Linked DNA regions of Homo sapiens: region 1 is linked to region 2. Evidence: chromatin loops called from intact Hi-C (ENCODE). Cell type or tissue: dorsolateral prefrontal cortex. All regions are shown on one strand. Each heading gives the region's core, and the rest is flanking DNA. Links, peaks and the distances in the headings are about the cores only. Region 1 overlaps ATP13A4 (ATPase 13A4). Region 2 overlaps ATP13A4 (ATPase 13A4).

Region 1 (11,876 bases), core at 2,361-10,360, 87 kb after region 2:
GACTGGTTAGCATCCCCTCCTTTTTCTTATTTTTAATGGTATACTTTTGCCCAGTTTGTCTAGTGCCTTAAATTTATTAGGTAAAGAGAAGCTGTTTTTTCTTTATAATCATATTTTTTTAATTTTTAATTTTTGTGGGTATATAGTAGCTGTGTATATACTTATGGGATACCTGAGATGTTTTGACACAGGCCTGCCATGTGAAATAAGCACATCATGGAGAAGGGGGTATCTATTCCCTCAAGCAGTTGTCCTTTGAGTTACAAACAATCCAATTATGCATTTTAAGTTATTTAAAAATATATAATTAAGTTATTATTGACTATAGTCACCCTTTGTACTATCAAATAGTAGATCTTATTCATTCTTTCCATTTTTTTTTGGACCCATAGACAAGGAGAAGTCTTACCTACAGGTACAAAACACATCATATATATATAAATCCATATATTTTAAATACCAATTGAACTATGGCATATGCCTGTTAGTAAAAATGATAGTACTGATAACAATAATTATTATGTATGTGCCTTTGCAGTATATAAACTATTTTCACAATATCAAACAAGCAGAGCAGAGATGCTTACTGTTTCTGCTATGTCCATGAATAGGCTGAGGCCACACAATTCAAATGAACTTAAAAAAATACCATGGCCAGCAATTGACAGAGCTGGACCTAGAACTCAGGTCTCATCCTGAATCCCAAGTTCTTTCCAGGGTGGGCTAGAAACTGAAAATTTAACATTGCAAAGTATTAGAAAAGTGAGTCCATCAGTATTTACTGGACCACTTAATTTCAATTCAGTGACATGTGTGTGCGTGCACACGTTTGAGTCATTTTCTTAAAATAAAATGCTATTTGGCAAAGCTGTGCTGTGCACCCAGTACGGCGGTTTTCTATCTCCAGGATGCATTGAAATTGGAAGTAGAGGGAAGGAAGGCCAGAGAGAGTACTGGGCTCTGAGATAGAGATTTCCGTTCCAGCATTTATGTATTTTTCTAGTTATCTTTCAATTGCCTTTGAGCTTAAACACTGTTCAAATATCAGCAGAGAAAAACAAAGGCAGTGTTGAGGTTTGGAAGAGCTAGCAGTAGCGTTGGTCTCCTGAGAGTGTGGGGTGTGTGTTTGTTGTTCCAGGATTCAACACTGCAAAGGGAGACCTTGTGAGATCCATTCTCTACCCTAAGCCAGTGAATTTTCAGTTGTACAGGGATGCCATCAGGTTCCTCCTGTGCCTTGTAGGAACAGCCACCATTGGGATGATCTATACTCTGTGTGTCTATGTGCTTAGTGGGGTAAGCTGTCTTTGCTCTTTTATTAAATGCACACACACTCATCTCTGTATATTTTGTACTGTGCATGTTGGCCTTAACCTAGGATGTGGTTTACAAACCTGGGAAACAAAACCAAGCACTGATGCCTACGTATAGACTTCCAGATCCCAGTCAGCAATTGATCACTAAGTTCCATAATAACAAACAGGTTTCATGGGATAATGGGATAAAACAATCTGTTTATTGATATATCAGTGTACTTCTCTTTTCCTCACACTTTATACCATTTTTTCTTTTCAATCTGAGAATATATTTCTTTCAATAAAGTAGCATATTTAGAGCTATTGAGCAAGGGATTTTAAATAAAATCAGACACCCAGTTTTGGTGAGGTCATGGCAGACTAGTACGTTATTGTTTTGCTGGTAACAATATAAATCACATGGGTTTTTTATTGCTATTTGGTGAAAGATAGTGAGAGCTATAAACATGGTCATGCCTTTAACCCACTGATATCATTTCTTGAAATTTGACCTAAAGAAGTAAACAAAAAGAAGGAAGGCCGGGCAAGGTGGCTTATGCCTGTAATCTCAGCACTTTGGGAGGCCAAGGCAGGTGGATCACCTGAAGTCAGGAGTTCAAGACCAGCCTGGCCAACATGGCAAAACCCCGTCTCTACTAAAAATACAAAAATTAGCCAGGTGTGGTGGCGTGTGCCTGTAATCCCAGCTACTCAGGAGGCTGAGGCAGGACAATCGCTTGAACCCGGGAGGTGGAGGTTGCAATGAGCTGAGATCACACCACTGTATTCCAGCCTGGGCGACAAGAGCAAAACTCCGCCTCAAAAAAAAAAGGCAAAGAGTCATATGCTGTTCATCAGAGATTTGTCTGTAATAATTAAAGAATGACTGTCGTCCAGGAACCTCCAGAGGAGGTGGTGAGGAAAGCCCTTGACGTCATCACAATTGCGGTTCCTCCGGCTCTACCTGCTGCTCTGACCACAGGCATTATCTATGCCCAGAGGAGGCTGAAGAAGAGAGGCATCTTCTGCATTAGCCCCCAGAGGATCAACGTATGTGGACAGTTAAACCTTGTCTGCTTTGACAAGGTATGTGTGTTTCATCCTTATTCTTATCATCATTTTTACCATTGCTGTCATCATGTATATCTACTTTTACCCCCTTGCAAGGCAGGAGACATAGAATGTGGGTGCCTGTCTTCATTTTATCCCTGGTTAGATGCATGATCTGGGAAAGATATGTCTCTTGAGCTCGCAGAGTCCAAGGTTTAGAGGAGAAGTGGGTACTAAATAGGAGAATCTTTTTGGGTCCTTCCAGCTTTGATATCCTATGAAAAGCAATTAAAGTAGCATCCTGTTTCTCTGCAGTCAAAACCTTCATACAAAGACGAAAATTTAAACCCTTTGCTATCGTCACTGCTGTATCCTTGATGCTGAGAATATTGCCTGGCATATAGTTAGTGTGCAATAAATATCGATTGAATTAATGAACAAATAAAAAAGGAAGAGTTTATTAAACTGTGCCTTACTATGATACTCATATCAAGCTTTTGCTGTATTTTCCCATCTGTACTTTATTGCTTAAAATTACCCTTGATTATTTGCCAGTTATTCCCAACCAGCCTCGTATTCTACCGTCTTTTTATTGTATTTATTTAGTCTGTACACACATATGCTGGGGTGAAGGTGGGAGTTGTGAGAGAATAAGATGGAAATGCCTTTCAGGGCATTGTGAACAGGTGAGCATGGGTAGAGGCCTGGAGGCAGGAAAGCAAGAGAGTGTGGTTTTGACTAGAGCAGGATGTTGGTAATGGGAGAAGCTATCTGTGGACCTTGAATGTGTGGCTAAGAAATTGTTTACATATATTTTAAGCAGTGGAGGGTTATTTGAAGGCTTTTGTTGCTGTTGTTGACTTCTTTCTTTAATTTACTTTTTAAATGTGGTAAAATACACATAACATAAAATTTACTATTTTAGCCATTTTTAAGTGTACTGTTCACTGGCATTAAGTGCCTTCTCACTGTTCTGCAACCATCACTACTATTCATTTTGAGAACTTCTTTTATTTTCCCAAACTGAAGCTATATTCATTCAACAGTACACTGAAGGTTTTGATAGTTGAGAATTAATGGGATCAGGGCTGTATTTTATAGTTATTGGAATATCAGAAAGATCTACCAAGAACAGAAAGTCAACATGACTCTTGCCACCATTTTGTATATTATTTTGTGATCAAACTAGCAATGTAAGAAATGACATTCTATTTATGAGATTATATCCTCGGACCTGGAAAAAGAAACAGGAGTGGGAGAGATAATTGTGACCTCAATTTGTATAAAAAATGAGCAATAATTATGAATAATTATGATTATTATTAGCTTTTACTGTATGCTAGATATTAAATGAAACACTTTATGTTATCCCATTTAATCTTCACCACAGCTCTCTGAGATTATGACCATGTTACAGATAAGAGCTCTTATATTTAGGGGGATTAATTTGCTCTGGTCACACAACTGGTGTTTAAACCTAACCTGAATTCTTAACCATAATATTGCACTGAGAGAAATACCACCACCTTTTTTTTTTTTTTTTTTTTTTTTACCAAATAGCAAACCATTTCTTTCGAGTCTGTTCACAGTGCCCTGCAGGTAAAAATTTCACTCTATTCCTTATTTTAATGACATATTTTAAACTTCTGCTATGAAACTAGGACTCACCCATTTTATATCGAGGACTTTCACATCCATTCAGTCTACCATTAGATCCTCAAAACAATCCTCTGAAGTTGTGAGGAAGATACTTTTTTTGTTGTTGTTATGGAGGACACTAAAGTTTGAAAAGATTAAGTGCCAGCTTGTTAGACAACTGGCATGAGCTCATCAACGCTTCCAACGGGCACTCCAGAGACCCACCCATTGTGCCCCTCCTTGAAGTGCTGATCTTGTTAATATGTTTGTGAAGTATTTTCTCATTACAAAAATACCTTATTTATCTGCACTACGGAGTCTTCGCTATGGGGCCACTGGATTTTTTTTTTTTTAAAATAGGGAGGTGGTTTCATTATGTTGCCCAGGCTGGTCTTAAACTCCTGAGTTCAAGTGATCCTCTTGCCTCCGCCTCCCGTAGTGCTGGGATTACAGGCATGAGCCACCGCTCCTTGCCTGGATCTTCAGAGTAAATGGAGCATTTGTTTCTGTTTAGACAGGCACCTTAACAAGGGACGGCTTGGACCTCTGGGGAGTCGTGTCCTGTGATAGGAATGGGTGAGTACCTTGGACTCTTGGACTAAATGCATTCTAGTGTCTCTTTTTCCAAAATTCCGTGTTTTCTCTTGAAATTAAGAATGGAGACATTTGGACTTTGGCTTTGGTGGACAATGATTGCCAAAGTATCTTCTTTTAACTTCTCATCTTTAATTCTTCAAAGCCTCCCTAAAACACACACATTTCCCCCCATCCCAACCCAGTCCCATGCCACTCACAAATCCTGGAGATGAAGCTTTGACACTGCATTCAAATCCTTGCTAAAATATAATTTGCTTCCAGCATGAAGTTGACGCAGTATAAGTAATTTAGACATTACCAGGACACTGTCCTTTAAGGAGGTAACATTCTTTGTTCAAGCTGAAGCCTCTTGATGTGCTAGGAGGAAGGACACTGCTCTTACTTTTGTACCCTGAATTTCAGGAAGAGGAACATTTGTAGAACCGTAGCTAGTGTACTCATGTTTCTTGGTATTCAAATTTTGAGAACTCTACTTTCTGGCTGCTGGAAACTCTCTTTTTTCTTTTTTTTTTTTTTTTGAGACGGAGTTTCACTCTTGTCGCCCAGGCTGGAGTGCAGTGGCATGATCTTGGTGCATTGCAACCTCCGCCTCCTGGGTTCAAGCGATTCTCCTGCCTCAGCCTCCCGAGTAGCTGAGATTACAGGTGCCTGCCACCATGCCTGGCTAATTTTTGTATTTTTAGTAGGGACGGGGTTTCACCATGTTGGCCAGGCTGGTCTCAAACTCCTGACCTCAGGTGATCCGTCCACCTCGGCCTCCTGAAGTGTTGGGATTACAGGCATCAGCCACTGCACTTGGCTGAAACTCCTTTTTCCTAGCAAGAAAAGACGGTTTTGACAGTTCTCAGCATGGTGTGGTAAAGATTTGCACAGTCCTCTCCTGTGGCCCTCTTGTGGCCATGTTTGAGTTTGCGTCTCTGCCCGCTTTTTCAACTCACTACGAACTCCCGTGGAATCAGAACATGAAATCTCTGATGCACTTGACGTTTATGTTTTGTTTGAAAATGAAAGTTTTTTCCTCTAACACTTATAACTTAAATCACAAAGCATTTTGTACATGAAAGGTTCTTTGTGGTTCTTTTGCATTATGACATGTAATTTATCCATAAAATGTTAATTACACATAGTTTAATAATTGTCATATTAAAATGCTATCTAGAAACAAGTCTAATTCCTGGATTAAAAAAGTGATCCTCGTGCTTCTAACCACTTTAGTGTACAGAAGAGGCCTCTGAAAGTGTTAAACTCTAAAGTTCTTTCATTTTTCCTAGAAGATAGATTTGGATATATACTTTGTCTCATGGTTCATTAGTGTTTTTCTGTTTCAGCTTCTGCAAAATATGTGTACATTTGTTCAAATATGTGAGCATCTTGAGAGCAGTCTTGTTCTTATTTAGATTTGCATCCTAAGTGCTGTAGCTCTGTACTAGGCACAAATAGTAGGTGCACAGTAATCGCTCATCTAAAATGAACTCAATATGTTCTGTCTTTTGAATGTTCTTCTTATTCCATTGACACCAAACTATTCATAAAACTTTGGAAACTTTGTTTCTAAAAGTGACTTGTTACATTTAAGGAATAACAATTAATATAATGTTTAGGTAAATGATTCATTTCCCTCCCTTCCTTCCTTCCTTCCTTCCTGCCTTGCTGCCTTCCTGCCTTCCAATCAAAGTTGAATTCCAATGATTAAAACAATTTAAAATAAAAAATGACAAATTTAATTAATAAAATGAAACAAAACAGAATTAATTCTAGGTAAGAAGTGAGCACCTGACTTATAGACTATTCAATACCTTCTTGTTAAAGGTGAGCTCATCTCTGATATTTCTTCCTTTCCAAAAAGCCCTGATTGTTGTGTCAGATACTTTAAGAACTATTAAAGGCTATCAGGGATTGATAACCAGAAATACTCAGATAAAAATGGGTGGACAGGAATGATAGAGAGCTTTATGTATTTGCTGTGCTAAACAGAGTCTGGCCCAATCCTCTCGAATGCAGAATTATACACTCAGAATTACGGACTAGTGACAGTGTACGTCTCATAGTAAAAATAAGATTTTTTTTCTGATCTGTATTTTGCTTTTCAGTGTGCGTTTAAGTTTCTGTGTTAACTGTCCTGCTGGTGGTCTCTTCCTTTTAGATATTTACTAAAATACCATTGGGTATGTGGTAAACCACCAAGATGAGCTGCTCTTTTAAGACATAGTAATAAGTATAACTAACAGGGTCAATATGAAGCCAGGACATTTTTGAACTCTTAGTGTGACAAAAGGAAGCTTGAATGCAAAAGCCAGGAAGCCATGTGGCTGAATTGTGAGTTAACACTGAGATGTGTTTGCTTTCAAAACAAAGGGCTACAGCAACTTAAGGTTATCTTTAAATAAATTCAGGGTCCATATTATCAGAAGTAATTGTCTGTCTTGAAATGTGGTCTCCAGGATCAGACAATGACAAATTTAGGAACTTTTCCAAAAAAGAAGAATAAGGAAGGTGAGAGGGAGGCCTGATCAAGCTGTTATTAGAGGAACAGCCGGAGGTTCCTGTGCGACACCAGAGGGAGAGAGGGTGAAGGGGACGGCAGAGTTGATCCCTAAGTTTGAAAGAAGTTGGCATGTGGAGGAGGGGGAGCAAGTGGACCCTTACTGGCTCCCAGGAGCAGATTCTGCCCCAATGTAGGATGAAGCTTCCACCGTTCAAACGTCCTCCTAATAGGGTAAGCTGCTTTGAGAACCAACGCCTGTGCTGCACATTTGAGAAGGGGCTGTGACTAACCAAGCTGCAGACAACATTCTTCTTGTGACGCCAAAGCTGAACTTAATGGCCTCCACTCTGAATTAGTGAAGGAAGCCTGCATATGACATTTGAGTTGTATTTTAATAGCTTTTTAGATGAGACTATGTTCTTATCTAAAATGAGATGATGGGGATAATGGTTGGGATATGGACACAAGAGGCCAGGGTGGAAGAGGGGGATGCAGTGTTCATTTGAAAAATGTTTTTAGCCGGGCACAGTGGCTCACGCCTGTAATCCCACCATTTTGGGAGGCCGACGCAGGTGGGTTAGCTGAGGTTGGGAGTTCAAGACCAGCCTGGCCAACATGGTGAAACCCCATCCTTGCTAAAAATACAAAAAATTAGCCTGACATGGTGGTGGCTGCCTGTAATTCCAGCTATTCAGGAGGCTGAGGCAGGAGAATCGCTAGAACCTGGGAGGCAGAGGTTGCAATGAATCGAGATCACGCCACTGTCCTCCTCCAGCCTGGGTGACAGAGTGATAGAGTGAGACCCTGTATCCAAAAGAAAAAGAAAAAACTCAGAGACCTTTCTCATACTCAGTGAACTTACTTGGCTGAATGAAGCACTATTAATGTGGGAGGATTGGAGAGTGGCTATTAATGCAACAAAGCATATTAAATTATTTTTTTATAAAGATGTTTGTTCACCTCCAAGATGCTCTGTTTTGGCATGAGGCGATGGAATGGAAACCCATTTCCTTTTCTCCTTAAGCTTTCAGGAAGTTCACAGCTTTGCCTCAGGCCAGGCTTTGCCATGGGGCCCACTGTGTGCAGCGATGGCCAGCTGCCACTCTCTGATCCTTCTTGATGGGACCATCCAGGGAGACCCTCTGGACCTCAAAATGTTTGAAGCCACCACCTGGGTAAGCCTCTGCTCTTCAGAGAATCTGAGAAGCTTCTTCAATGCCAGAGCAACATAGGCAATATCAGAGCTATCTAATTCTTATAAAAGGTGAGGTTTCCAATGTGGAGTACATTTGGTAGTGAAGGGCAAACCAATCTAAGGCTGGTTTCCTCATCTGTGCAATGAAGCTAATAATAGCATCTACATAATGAGATTGTGAGGATTAAATGAGATGATGCAGTAAGAAAATCCTTGGCACTATGCCTGGCAAATATTAAAGGTTCGATCATATTAATATAATTGTACTTATTATGCAGTTATTTCTTGTCTCTCTGTACTGTTCTCCGAGCATTGTCTGGTTTCGAAGATTTTCCAGAATATGGGGATCAGAAAACATTGCTTTCTCCAGTGCTCAGGATAACTCATAGATTCACGGGGACTATAAGTCTTATTTCTATTAATTTCATATTGATTTTATTTCCAAGACTAGAAAGAACAAAAAGGAAAACCACTAAAGAGCTTTTGTTGAGACTCTAAACTAGATTTAAGAGCCAACAGTGTCGTTCAGGAATCTGGCTTTTCCGATTCTAGTTTTGTCTCTGCTCTAACTGACTGCTGAATCCCATTAAGCTATCTCTCATGTTGGGGCTTTGGCTCTCATGACCATAAAATGAAGTTGAATTAGACCAGTGGTGTTCACATAACACAAAACAAGACAAACAATCTGGAATCTTCTCGTAAAAGGAAACGTTCTCCAGAAACACTCTAAAGACTAAATAGCTGGAGTTACTCCAGTTGAAATAAAAGGTGGGATCTAAAGATGAGGACTAAGGGACCTGCATCCCTGACTACTTAGCTATAATCCCTTCCTTTCTCCTGAGCTGCATATAGCTCTCGCCTCTGGTGGCACACTTTGAGCACCACTGAAAGAGACAATCTTCAGGGTCCCTTCCAAATCTCCTGGAGCATTATTTCATAGCAATCTAATATAACTTTGCCAATCCTCCATCTTTTCTGGGTTACTGATTCCATATCTTTAAATAGGGATTGCAGTTTTCTCTCTGGGACCTTGTCAGCCACTCAGTGAGATGATTACAAAGCACTGTGTTGTCTTTGGGTAAAAGGTCCCTTTGACTATAATTTAGGGTCATTATTATAGCAATTACTGATTATTAACCATGTATATCACAGTCTCTGCCCTGCCCTACCCCAGCCCTGAGAACCATCCATCCAAATTAGACACACATGCAAGGGCAGGAAGAGCCGTGAAGTGCAGGAAAAGAACGACAGAAAGGTGCTTGCTTCACACAAAAGAAGTCTGGCCCTTCATGTGCATGGCTTTCAAGCTAGGCTCTTCAGAAATGGAGACTGAGCCTTTACACAGCACATTCCAACAGAGAAAACAAGATAAATTGCATGAATAATTCAAAAGTGTCTGCCCTTCAAGTTGTGCAGCATTTTCAATGCATTCTTTTTTTCTGTGGCGGAATAAATCTGGTTCACCTCTGAGGGAAGAGACACGGAAAACACATTGAGGTGGTCTGAGGATCTTCTCAAGGGGAGGGTTCAAGCATAGCATCAGTGGGCAAACAATAAATAAATCTCTGCAATGAAATATCCTATTTGTGAAATAGGAAATGGCTTTTTCTGGGGACGATTTCCACATCAAGGGAGTGCCGGCACATGCCATGGTAGTTAAGCCCTGCAGAACAGCCAGCCAGGTAAGCCCTGCTTGCTCTTCACCCCACAACACCCAAACTCAAAGAGAAACTCTTCTGGCCCCCAGTTTTTGAAAGGTCACAGATGTGTCTTTGAATTTCAGGTGTGAAAATGGGTGAGACCTTCCCCCTTATTTGTTAAAATGAATATTACGGAAGGAGTGGTTAATTCCCAGTAGCTAGAAGCTGTATCAGCATGTTCCTCTCCTTTCCCCATCCCTCAACCAGGTCCCAGTGGAAGGAATTGCAATCCTGCATCAGTTCCCATTCTCATCGGCACTGCAAAGAATGACAGTCATTGTCCAAGAGATGGGAGGTGACCGACTGGCATTCATGAAAGGTGCACCAGAGAGGGTGGCCAGCTTTTGCCAACCTGAGACAGGTCTGTAACTTGACTTGGATTACACCTGGCAAATCTGTATCTCCAGATAAATATGTTCCCACTGCATTTGATCTATTAATTCAATCGCCTATGGGTCATCACCAATTGGGTGGCTCACTGGCATTCCAAATTCAATACGAAAACCAAGCGTGTCTTTCTCATTTCCTGTATTTCCCAGTTTCCTATTTTGGTGCACGGTACCACCATCCCCCGCCACCACCCCATTTACGTGTCATCTCTGATTTCTCACTCCCCCTTAGTGCCTCTGTCTCATCAGTTGCTAGTCCATGGTCCTTCTCTGCACCTGCTCATGCTTTCATCATTCTTCATCACTTCAATAGTTGGTGGATTGACCCTCTGCCTCCAGTCTCCTCAACTTTGATTTGCCCTCTGTACTGTGACCAGATTTTTTACCTCACGATTATTTTAGTTGCTCTCATAGGCTCCAGTATAATCTCAAATTTCTTTAGGATCATATATAAGGCTTTCAGGTTTGAACTCCCAGTGAACTTTCCAGATGGGCCTTACCACTCCTCATCCTGTGCTTTTCCTGAGCTGAACTAAGTCTTCACAGCTTACTCTCATGCCTCCATGCCTAAGCTCATGATTCTCCCTCAGCCCCAGAATCCTTCCTTTACTGAACCACCTCCTCCCAGGCTGGTATGTACACCACCAAACGCTTTCCATAGCATGCTGCAGTGGCATGGATCATAGCAATGATCTCATTTGATTGCATTGTTAGTCTGCTGGCTGTAACTCAATTAGACAGAAATCCTTAGAGCAGAACTTGTGAGTTTTTTTCAATTTCACTCCTTTTTTTAACCTATATTTTAAGTTCAGTGGTACATGTGCAGGTTTGTTACATAGGTAAACTTGTGTCATGGGGGTTTCTTGTACAGATTAATTCACTGTCCAGGTATTAAGCCTAGTACCCATTCGTTATTTTTCCTGATCCTCTCCCTCCTGCCACCCTCCACCCTACAACAGGCCCCAGTATGTGTTGTTCCCCCCTATGTCCATGTGTTCTCATTATTTAGCTCCCACATATAAGTTTGGTTTTATGTTCCTATGTTAGCTTGCTAAGGATAATGACCTCCAGCTCCATCCAGGTCTCTGCAAAGGACATGATCTCATTCTTTTTTATGGCTGCCTAGTATTCCATCATGTATATGTACCACATTTTCTTTATCCAGTCTACCATTGATGGGCATTTAGGTTGATTCCATGTCTTTGCTATTGTGAATAGTGCTGCAATAAACATATATATGCATGTGCATCTTTATAATGCAATGATTTACCTGTCTTTGGCTATATACCCAGTAATGGGATTTCTGGGCTGAATGGTATTTCTGTCTTTAGGACTTTGGGGTATCACTGTGTTTTCTTCCACAGTGGTTTAACTAATTTACACTCCCACCAACAGTGTATAAGCACTTCTTTCTCTCTACAACCTCACCAGCATCTGCTGTTTTTTGACTTTTTAATGATCACCATTCTGACTGGTTTGAGATGGTATCTCACTGTGGTTTTGATTTGCATTTCTTTAATGATCAAT
Region 2 (11,876 bases), core at 307-8,306:
GGAGTTAAAAAACCAAAAACAGGCTGGGCATGGTGGCTCGTGCCTGTAATCCCAGCACTTTGGGAGGCCGAGGCGGGCGGATCACCAAGTCAAGAGATTGAGACCATCCTGGCCAACATGGTGAAACCCCATCTCTACTAAAAACACAAAAATTAGCTAGGCAGGGTGGCGTGCACCTGTAGTCCCAGCTACTTGGGAGGCTGAGGCAGGAGTATGGCGTGAACCTGGGAGGCAGAGGTTGCAGTGAGCCAAGATCGCGCCATGGCACTCCAGCCTGGCAACAGAGCAAGACTCTGTCTCAAAAATAAGTAAATAGATAAAAATAAATAAATAAACAAGTAACAAACCAAAAGCAAACAGGAACTAAAGAGCAACCCTAGGTGACCTGAAAATAATATCTTTAACTGCGAAATGAGACAGGACCCAAAGGTAGAAAGAAGCTTTTGGAGGGAGAAGGAAGGAAAGGTGAGAAAGTGGCCTTCAGCGAAGGTTCACCTAAATGACTGCCTCAGAAAGGCTTCGAGGAGGAAACTCTGGGAGAGCACTGGGACGGGACGGGAGGCCTGGCTCTCACCGGCCTTGGGCCAGCCGCTTGCCTGCTCTAGCCTCAGTTTTTATACCTGTAAAATAGGACTGGTCCTTCTTACCCCCACCAGACTCACAGAGTTCTCATGAAGATCAGTGGAGATAATCCATATAAACATGTTTTGAGAAGTAAACAGTTCTGGCGAGGTGTGAGCTGCTATCATCTAAATAAAGGTAGGAAAAGCCAAGGGCTTAGCAATTAACCAATTGAGTAAATACTATCCCACAAAAATGAGGTCATCTCTTGCCATTCAGTTATACCAAAAGGAATATGTACTTTTTTTTTTTCTTTTTGTTACACGGAGTCTTGCTCTGTTGCCAGGCTGGAGTGCAGTGGCGTGATCTCGGCTCACTGCAACCTCTGCCTCCTGGGTTCAAGTGTTTCTCCTGCTTCAGCCTCCCGAGTACCTGGGACTACAGCTGCATGCCACCATGCCTGGCTAATTTTTTGTATTTTTAGAAGAGATGGTGTTTCACCGTGTTGGCCAGGATGGTCTTAATCTCTTGACCTTGTGATCCACCTGCCTCAGCCTCCCAAAGTGCTGGGATTATGGGCATGAGCCACCGCACCTGGCCAGGAATATGTACTTTTATTCATAGGCCGTAGAGACCACTTATAAATGGAGAGGAGCTGGGTTATCTTCTACTTACCTTGTGCATACGTTGGGAAAACACCTACCTTTTTTAGCTTCCTTATTTGTAAAGTGAGAGTATGAGAATGTCTGGGAGCACAAATCTCTTTGAGTCCTGACGTTTTGTATTTCTATTTTGAAGGAATTTAGAACCATTTCCTTATACCATGGCTGAACGAAGGTATCATGGCTTAATTGATTCTAACATTGCTCTTTAGTTACACCTTAACACAATCAATCTTTTGGGGAAGTGTTTTGTTCCAGTGAGACTTTTAAAAAGTAACGTTCCCTGATATTTTTCTCTAGGCCTTAACAAATAAGACAAAAAATAAAAAAACCTTTGAATTCTTTTCTGATTATAAAGGTAACATATGTTTATTGTAAAAATATTGAAATGGCAAATAAGGATCTAAAGAATGAAGTAAATATGCTTCATGAGTTTACCACCAGACATGTCAATAAAAAATGCAGGCTGCGCGCCATGGCTCAAGCCTGTAATCCCGGCACTTTGGGAGGCTGAGGCGTGCAGATTGCTTGAGCCCAGGAGTTCCAGACCAGCCTGGGCAACATAGTGAAACCCTGTCTATAAAAATACAAAAAAATTATCTGGATGTGGTGGTATCCACCTGTAGTCCCAGCTACTTGAGAGGCTCAGGTGGGAAGCTCGCTTTGGTCCAGGAGGTTGAGGCTGCAGTGAGCTGAGATCATATCAGTGCACTCCAGCCTGGGGGATAGAGTGAGACTCCGTCTCAAAAAAAAAAAAAAAAAAACCTAAAATTCACCACTTTCTAACTATTTTGCTCTATCTTCATACTTATCTGTGCTTTTGAGATTATTTGCACCTAATTTATCTGTATCATGGAAATACTAGGTAGTGGTATTACACAGCATGGTGCAATTGTATTTCTTCCGAACTCCTAATTCAGTGACATCACATTGGTAGCTTGAAATAAATAATGTTGGTGCTATTTATGCCACAGAAATCTGTGGATACTACAACGGGACTTCCACCCTGCCCCGCCTGAAGGCCATTTGTTAAATACTTACCAGCACATCACTGAACATATTGTTGCCTCATAATTTCCCTTTTCCCCGCTACATGTTGAAAAACAACATGAATATTGTTTTTGGATATCATCCGTTTGTTTGCATCATGGCAAAACAAGATTATTCCATTGATTTAAAAATTCTATTCTTAAAAAATATACATATACTTAGAAATATGTATCTTTTTCATGTTAGTTTTTTTTGGAGAAAGGGTCTCTGTCTGGGTTGGAGTGCAATGGTGTGATCATAGCTCACCGCACCCTCAACCTCCCAGGCACAGGTGATCCTCCCACATCAGCCTCCTGAGTAGCTGGGACCACGGGCGCATGCCACCATGCCTGGCTAATTTTCCAGTATTTTATGTAGAGAGAGGGTTTCACCATGTTGCCCAGGCTGGTCTGAAACTCCTGGACCCAAGAGATCCACCTGCCTTGGCCTCCCAGAGTGCTGGAATTATAAGCGTGAGCATCCACACCTGGCCAATATGTATTTTTTAACAAAAATGGAGTGATTCTATCTCTACTTTAAAAAAAATTAGACTTTCCATTATACTTACAAATGCTTTATGGATCTCTCTCTCTCTCTCTCTCTCTCTATATATATATATATATTTGATAATTATAGTGTCACATAACCATTTCAATGTTCAAGTTGTGTTTGGATGAATTGTGCTGTATTAGCAGGTTTCCTGTGTTGCACAGCTATTATTTCTAATTTTTTTTTTTTGCTGTGATGAACAACTTTGTACTTAGATATTTATTTATTTTTCAGATTATTTCCTTAAGGTAAAGGCCTAGAATTATTATTACTGCCTCAAAGGGGACATGCATTTTAAATTTGGATTAACACATCATGCCAAATTACCCTTCAGAAGTTATAGTTGTACCAATGTATACTCGGATTAGCAGTCTTTTTTGAGAATACTTGCTTTCTCCTCCATTCATGCTGACATTGAAAATTATCAGTCTTTTTAACTTTGGCTCATTCAGTATACAAAATTGATATTCTGTGGTTGTATTATTTTTACATTTCCTTGATTTGAAGTTGAACACATCTTTGTATGTTTATTGGCATTTATATGTTTTCAACTAGAATCTCTTAATTTTGTAACTGATATTATACCAACCAGTAGTGGGTAACTAAAAACTAGCAGTGGAAAAGCACGGTAAACTCTTTTTGGACTTCCATGTCATTTCGGAGAACCTAGTAATGGGCACATAACGTGGCAGCAGGGTGGTGTGTGGTCGTTACCACATTGGAAGTCCTGTCATGCCTTCAGCAGGAGCTAGGAACATTTTTTTCCACCAATTACTTGGCTCACTTTGATAGCTGATGTTCGTCTTTTCTTCTCTAACACCCGGGAGCAAAAGCACCTCCCCCACCTCAATAGCCACTTGTTTATTATGCTCCATGAGCACCTCTGAGTCAGTTGCCAATGTTAACTAGTGAACCCACAGATCTCATAGTGGGGGAATTGTGTTCAGGCTGAGACATTTTGTCATTTGAAATGTTCAGGAAGCTGGGCCACTGGCCAAGTCTAATGTCTTTATTCTCAATTCATTGCTGCAGAACTCCCATGAAGTCAACTCATCTTCGATATAAATTTTAGAGGAGTGAAATTTAATTGCTTCTTGAAGACAGGGACCCTGCTCAATTAACATTTTCTTGGCTTATCCCTTCCCCTTCCCATTACACCCAGAATTTAACACAGTACCTGGCACAAAAACTCCGGGCATGATAGCGTAATTGCAAGCTCTATTAACTGCAATTTTGCATTCTGAGAACAGGGATGCAGCAGAGCTCAAAAGTAGGAGTGGTTTGAGTAATTTAAAAATAAACCTAGAAAATGTTATGTTATTTATTTGGAGAGGTCAATGGTCAATAGTCTCAGGATTTTATCAATTAGTCCTCCTCTCCCCCAAGAATAACAAAAGCTTATTCTTCAGAGTTAATTAACCATACTATACTATTTTTCTATGAGATACTTTATCTTTTCATCCATTCATGTATAAACCCAACAAGTATTTAAGAAACCTCTACTTTTTGCCAGGAGTCCTCTGTGCTAACCAAGGAGGATTTTGAAAGAATAGCAAATAGCTTCTGTTTTCAAGCAGCTCACAATCGAGTGGCCGTGCTGAGTACATAATTTGCAAGACCCAGTGCAAAGTGAAAACGAGGTGTCCCTTGTTCAACAATTATTAAGAATTTCAGGATGGTGATAGCAGAGCATTAAGCCAAGTGTAGGGACCTTCTGAGCGTAGGGCCCTTCTGAGTGTGGGCCCTGTGTGACCACACAGGTTGTGTGCCCATGAAGTTGTCCCTGCAAGTTAGGAACCCAGGGCTACAAATATAATGAAAGTGTGATATAATAGGTATCATATTGAGAGCTATGCATACAGAACTGTGGGAACACAGAAGAAGGAACAATTTAGTCAAAGAAAACTTCAAGGGGAAAGATGACATTTCATTTGCCTGGAGGGTGGAGTATGATTTTGAAGAACTTTATAAGGCATTCTAATGAGTATCCTTTCCAATGATTCTCAAATATTGATCTATAGAATCAGGTGGGGGAATACACACAAAATAGATTCCTAGGTGCCATTCTAGACCTACTGAATTAGAATCTTTGATGGTGGAGCTGGATTTGGTCAGAATGATTGTGATGCCAGCCTGGATGACACAATGTGGAAGCCACTGGAAGTTTTGAAGCAGAGAGTAATATGGTAGGATATTTTAAAGGATGTTACATCATTGAGTGAGCAAAGTTGGTTGGAAGAGAGAACAGTGAGGAAGTATTTGAAATAGTCCAGGTGAGAGGAATAGGACTAAACTATATAGTCTTGTCAGACAGGACGCTGAGTAAAAAATGGATTTAATAGATATTTAAATGATAGAATTAAGAAGACTTCATAATCCAAAGACTGGGAAGTAAGAAAGAAGAGGTAACAGGATGAGTAGTTATTAAGGATGTCTCTAAGGTTCTTAGCTTGTCCAGTGAGGAAAGATGATAATGCCATTTAATCCCCAAAGGAAAAGTAGGAGCAAGCTGAGAGTAGGGATGGCAATAGTAAGAGCAAATACTTATATGGTGATTGATCTGAGCCAAGTTCGGGACTAAGAACTTTACACATAGTAATTTATTTAATCCTCTCAGCAACCCACTAAGGAACTGTCATCTCTCTTTTATGAATACGAAAATTTAGGCATAGGGAGGTTAAGTGACATTACCAGGTTCGTTTGGCAAAGTAAATGGCAGGCCATGGCTTAAGTCCTTGCCTTAAATAATGGTTTGTTGCCTCTTGTTTTTGTTAAATTTTGGAAGTGCTACTTTAGTTGCTGATGGTAGAAAAAACATTAGGGTGTAATTGAAAGAAACACAACATCAGGAGGCTGGAGACCAACATTGTTGTGTTGGCTCTAACATTATTTATTCTTACAACCATGCAGCACTTCACCTCTCTTTAACACTGGCCTATTTACAAGGTGGAGATAATGTTACCAAAACACCAGGGTTTCAGTCTAGGTCCTGCTGCTGGCTGCATAGAAAGCCAATCACTGAGACAACAAGTATTGCCAGGGAAGATGACTTTCATTTGGGTGCTGCAGCTGAGAAGATGGGAGATCAGTCTCAAATCCATATCCTGACTGACTACAATTGGGGTTTATGCAGCAGGAAAGGAATGTAAGTAACTACATTGGGTAAACAGGAATTAGGGAGTGGTAAGGAAATCATGAGGAATGAGGGACCTGGTTTCTCACTGTCTGAATGTGATGATCTGGTGAGTTTCAGTTCCTTGATACTATTCAGGAGTCCTGAGGGTGGGTTTCCTAAGGGAGGGCCAAATGTAAGTTTCAATCTTCAAGACCTGAGTCAATTTTAATATTTTTATTTTAAAAGACTATAAAGATCACTTCTATGAGACAATTGGGCCAGTTTCAATAATAATACCTTACTGGATTGAACCGAGGCTCAATACAGATGATTTCTTGGGGTCCTTGCCAAAACACACACACACACACACACACACACACACACACACACACACACACACACAATTTAAACATTTTGAAAACAGATAAAATCGCTGTGAAACATCTTAAGAAATTTAAGTAATACTCATTTTTTTTTCAAAGTGCTGTGAATTTTTTGGTCAAGGAAAGAAAAAGCATATCTGGAAACATTAAATCAAATGGGAACTGGAAATTTATGGCAGTTGTTGTGTCAATTACTCATAAATAACGAAATAAGGAGTAAATCTATTGGCAAATGATTAACAGTGCCGAACCGTATAGGGTCCTCAGGCCCATGGAAGACAGAGCACAGGAACTTGAGTTGGCACTTTGGTGAGGGAGTTAGTCATTTGCCGATGGATCCAGAAGAGATTCATTTTGGGTGCCCATTTCAAGGCTTTGTGAAGACTAGACAGAGTAGGTTGACTTGACAAATTGGCTCATAGCTACTTCTGAGTGCCCTTCATATAAACCTTGGTAAGCTGCCTGAAACCACAGGCTGGGTAGAGTTGAAAGGCAGCTCAGAATACCATCTCCTCAACTTTTCCCTCAGCCTAAGGCTATTCTTGTGGACAATGAGTACAGCTGTACCTGAAATGGCCCCTCAGAAAAAGAACAGAGAGGAGGCCCAAATGTCCTGAATGCTTTCCAGAGAAATATAATGTCCTCAGGCCAGGACACTCTGATTTCAGTGGGTACACATGCAGGGCCCTGGCTAAAACTGTAATCACTTCAGCATTTCCAGAATCTGTTGCCTTCTTGGGGGAACTATGGCTGAAGGATTTTGAAACTCTGGTACTTGAGTTTCAGAATCAGTACTTAGAAGATAATATTGTGAAAAATGCTTCATGTTTTGAGGCCAGTTCTAAAACAAAACTATCCAAGAATTAAGTTTGGGTAGATGGAGAGATCTGAGACTATCTTATTTCATGTTTATATTTAACATGTCACATTGACTTTATTTGATATATTTCTGATGAGATGAATTGAAAAATGTGTGCATATATTATGAGTTTCTCTCTTCTCTCCTGACTCAAGTGGGTTGTTAACCTCAATCTTACAAAAGGAGGCACTGAGAAACTATATAATATACCCAAATCTGGCATCTAAGAAGCAAAAAAAACAGAAATTAAGCATAGGCAGATTGACTTCAAACCTTCTGCTCATATCTCAGTGTACTTTATGCTTTTGATGTAGCCTGTTATTACCAGTACCAGTACTAGTACTGCTACATAAGCCCCACACAGTACTTATTAGTTTAGCAGTTATTTTATACTTTGGGCTTATTTTGAACTTGTGAGAAACAAAACCTCCAGATCCCTTTTTGTATAAGTCTTAAATCTCTGATCTTTTGGGCTTAGAAGTGATTAGGATCACAGGTGTTGAAATCAAATCATCTGGATACTCCTTCACTTTTTCGTCATCTATGCATTCCTGTATTGTAGAAGTGGTCTCTCTTTGTGCTCCTGTTTCTCTCCCAGTGGTATCCTCCTGGGCTTATGACTCAGTGCTAGGCTTGTAGTAGAGGTAGACAGGGTTATCTGTTGCACTTGTCCAGACTTAGTCTTAGGTAATCCCTTTGTATCTTAGCTTCAGGGAGTAGTGCTTTGTCAATATTCATATTCTCCCTCTCTGTGGCAGCCAAATCTGTCTTATACTTGTAGTTTTCTTAGGTGAGAGTTTCTTGCTTCTCCACTAGCTATTAATTTCATTTGATTTTAATGTAGAATCCTGGTTTCAGAATAGTGAATGGTAAAAGTTTTTGCCTTTATCCTTCATCCGGCTTCAATTGATTTTTGCTTGTGTCCTGGCAGATGGTTTCTTACTTAGAAGTAATTGGCCTTTGTCAGTTACTATCTCATTCCAGAAGCTTAAATAGTAGGAGAGAAGAGTCCAGAGAAGTAAGAGGGAAGTTGAGCCTGTCTCCTGGAGCCATTAGTCACCTCCTTCAGACCTATGCTGCCAAAGGGAGCTCTCTCTGATGTCCTCCTCTGCCCCCAGTCTGTCTGATGAACACCAACTGATGCTTGGGAAGAAGAGTTTCTGAGTGGATGCCAGCCTCTTTCTGAGTCTCAGACCTTTAGATATTCAAGCTAAACTGATGCTGTAGTCCAAACTTGGACTTTATAAATTTGTTAAAATTTTAGCTCATTTCTTCTTATCACTCATATGGCCAACATCACTTTCATGAGATGCAAAAGGTAAAAACATTGTTTTAACCTGTTTCTTTTTGGAAGAACTTGTTCTTTGGAATTTGGTTTACTTGATTTCCTTGAAACCTTAGCTATCTGATGAGTTCAAGAAAATTTATGACTTCGTGGATTATCTCTATTTTTTCCTGGTTGTTAGGGGGAGTGTGATGTTCTTTGTAGCATTCTACATTCAGAAGCAAAAATCCTCAAGAGAGACTTTTGAAAATCAGATAAAGTGTGTGTTAATGATTGTCCTAACCAGTTGGTTAAGATCGGCTATCAAAAGACTATATGAGGTTGGTTTGGCAAGACTAGTTTAGTGTTGCTTACTTATTCTTAGTGGTTTCTGCATTCTTTTCCATGTGCCCATTTGCCAATGGGGTTGTTTGTTTCTTATAAAAGTTCAAGTTCCTTATAGTTTCTGGATATTAGACCTCTGTCAGATAGACTGCAGACATTTTCATTCAGTCTGTAAATTGTCTGTTCACTCCGATGATGGTTTCTTTTGTTGTGCAGAAGCTCTTTAGCTTAATTAGATCCCATTTATGAATTTTTGCTTTTGTTGCAATTGCTTTTGAAGTTTTTGTCATGAAATCTTTGCCTGTGCCTATGTTTTTAATGGTATTGCCTAGATTTTCTTCTAGGCTTTTTTTTTTTTGAGATGGAGTCTTGCTCTGTTGCCCAGGCTGGAGTGCAGTGGTGCGATCTCAGCTCACTACAAGCTCCGCCTCCTGGGTTCACGCCATTCTCCTGCCTCAGCCTCCCCAGTAGCTGGGACTACAGGCATCCACCACCACACCCGGCTAATTTTTGTTGTATTTTTTAGTAGAGACAGGGTTTCACCATGTTAGCCAGGATGGTCTCGATCTCCTGACCTTGTGATCTGCCCACCTCGGCCTCCCAAAGTGCTGGGATTACAGGCGTGAGCCACCGTGCCTGGCCTCTTCTAGGTTTTTTATAGTTTTGGGTTTTACATTTAAGACTTTAATCCATATTGAGTTAATTTTTGTATAAGGTGTAAGGACAGGGTCCAGTTTCAATTTTCTGCATATGGCTAGCCAGTTTTCCCAGCACCATTTATTAAATAGGGAATCCCTTCCCCATTGCTTGTTTTTGTCAGGTTTGTCAAAGATCAGGTGGACGTAGATGTGTGGTGTACTTTCTGAGATATCTATTCTGTTTCATTGGTGTATGTGTCTGTTTTTGTACCAGTACCATGCTGTTTTGGTTACTGCAGACTTGTAGTATAGTTTGAAGTCAGGTAGCCTGATGCCTCCAGCTTTGTTCTTTTTGCTTAGGATTGTCTTGGCTATGGGGACTCTTTTTTTTTTGGGTACCATATAAATTTTAAAGTAGTTTTTTTCTAATTCTATGAAGAATGTCAATGGCAGTTTAATGGGAATAGCATTGAATCTATAAATTACTTTGGGCAGTGTGGCCATTTTCATGATATTGATTCTTCCTATTCATGAGCATGGAATGTTTTTCCATTTGTTTGTGTCCTCTCTCATTTCCTTGGGCAGAGTTTTCTAATTCTCCTTGAAGAGATTCTTCACTTCCCTTGTTAGCTGTATTCCTAAGTACTTTATTCTCTTTGTAGCAATTGTGAATGGGAGTTCATGATTTGGCTTTCTGCTAGTCTAGTGTTGGTGTATAGGAATGCTTTTGATTTTTGCACATTGATTTTGTATCCTGAGACTTTGCTGAAGTTGTTTATTAGGTTAAGAAGCTTTTGGGCTGAGATGATGGGGTTTTCTAGATATAGGATCATGCCATCTGCAAGCAGAGACAGTATGACTTCCTCTTTTCCTATTTGAATACCCTTTATTTCTTTCTCTTGCCTGATTGCCATGGACACAACTTCCAAGCTGGGTTTTATTGTTATACTTCACAAGGAGCCCTCTGATAACTCTAGGATTACACATCCCCAGGTACCACTTCAAGTGGAAAAAAGAACTTGCCTTTCTTTCAATAGTCTTAGCCAAATACTCTTTCTTCTCACTGGCTCTGACTGAATCATTTTTGCTTTTTAAATTTATTTGTGTGGCCATTGGAATACTATGCTTGTTGTCACATGCCCTCTCCTAGAGTTGGGGTCAGAGTCAACTCTGCATGAAGCACATCAGCTGCAAATAGTGAAGGGTGTAGTTTGCCAGAAGAATATTGGGGTATTGGATACTGTTACTTGGAGTGAGAAAAATGGGGTGGGGTAGTCCAAACAAACAAACAAACAAAGAAAGAAACAGAATTTCCAATCTGATGGTCAGTATATAATCAGTGAACTAACTGAAAAAATAGTATTTAAAGTTTTCAGGTCCCTGAAGGTGATTTTTTTCTCTTTTGTCAGAGATAATATCTCTGTGAAATAATCTGTAAGCAGGTTAATAATCTGTGATCGATAATCACAGATAGATAATCTGTGATCGATAATCACAGATAGATAATCTGTGATCGATAATCACAGATAGATAATCTGTGATCAGATAATATCTTTGTAAAATAATCTGTGAGCAGGTAGAAAAAGGCTTTTCAAAAAACACTATTTATTGTTCTGATTTTTTTTTTTTTTTTTTTTTTGAGAAGGAGTCTCGCTCTGTCGCCCAGGCTGGAGTGCAGTGGCTCGATCTCGGCTCACTGCAAGCTCCGCCTCCCGGGTTCACGCCATTCTCCTGCCTCAGCCTCCCGAGTAGCTGGGACTACAGGCGCCTGCCACCACGCCCGGCTAATTTTTTGTATTTTTAGTAGAGACGGGGTTTCACCGTGTTAGCCAGGATGCTCTCGATCTCCTGACCTCGCGATTTGCCCGCCTCGGCCTCCCAAAGTGCTGGGATTACAGGCGTGAGCCACCGCGCCCGGCCCTATTGTTCTGATTTTAAAAGTGAAACATGTTCAATGAATAAAATGTATAAAATATAGAAAATTATAATGTAAAAGAAGAATCACAATGATGCCGTCACCCACGGCAAATACCATTAGTATTTTGCTTGATGTATTTACTTTCCAGTCTTATTTTGTTTGTGTTCCACCTTTTTTTTCAATTAAATTTAACATCATACTGCATGATTTTATGTTGTTTCTCTTCATATGTAATTACGTATATTTCCCTCATATTAAAATACTTAATAAACATTCTTTTAATGGCTATATAATAGTATTTAATAATTGCCCTACTGATATACATTGATTGCCTTCTATTTGGCATTACTAGTAATATTGCAGTGATTATTTCTGTGTATAAATCTTGTCTTGTGTTTTGTATAAGCTAGAAGGGTTTTTTTTTTTTTTTTTTTTTTTTTTTGGCAGAGAGCCTTAGTGACCTAAAATCCTACCCTTTGGAGGTCTACACATTTGTGAGGCCAGTTTGACTTTTAATACTCCTGTCAGGAGTAAAGATCTAAGGTGGAGCTCA

Evidence for each region. A loop is a pair of places that touch in the nucleus more often than their neighbours do. Peaks named below come from ENCODE experiments on the same cell type or tissue, not always from the same donor. Only the 100,000 strongest peaks of a DNase experiment are listed, where the experiment ranks them.
Region 1: a loop joins it to region 2, with 2.1 times the contacts of the local background. A loop is called at or near these places in 3 of 110 quality-filtered maps.

The regions. Positions count from the first base shown.
Region 1 is chr3:193,455,445-193,467,320 of GRCh38, reverse strand. It overlaps ATP13A4 (ATPase 13A4), which reads left to right. Exons shown (of 30, transcript NM_032279.4): 10 at 1-5; 11 at 1,139-1,296; 12 at 2,193-2,381; 13 at 4,498-4,559; 14 at 8,090-8,240; 15 at 9,856-9,942; 16 at 10,168-10,321. Among named protein-coding and RNA genes, the nearest start is that of ATP13A5, 83 kb to the right of the region's middle. In dorsolateral prefrontal cortex, for the core only: a CTCF peak has its summit at 5,471 (motif pointing left); a DNase peak (open chromatin) is centred at 5,460.
Region 2 is chr3:193,540,417-193,552,292 of GRCh38, reverse strand. The region is part of intron 1 of ATP13A4 (ATPase 13A4); the gene reads left to right. Among named protein-coding and RNA genes, the nearest start is that of ATP13A4-AS1, 6.9 kb to the left of the region's middle. In dorsolateral prefrontal cortex, for the core only: no CTCF peak of the experiment used is centred there; a DNase peak (open chromatin) is centred at 3,682; H3K4me3 peaks cover 2,138 bases; H3K27ac peaks cover 7,263 bases.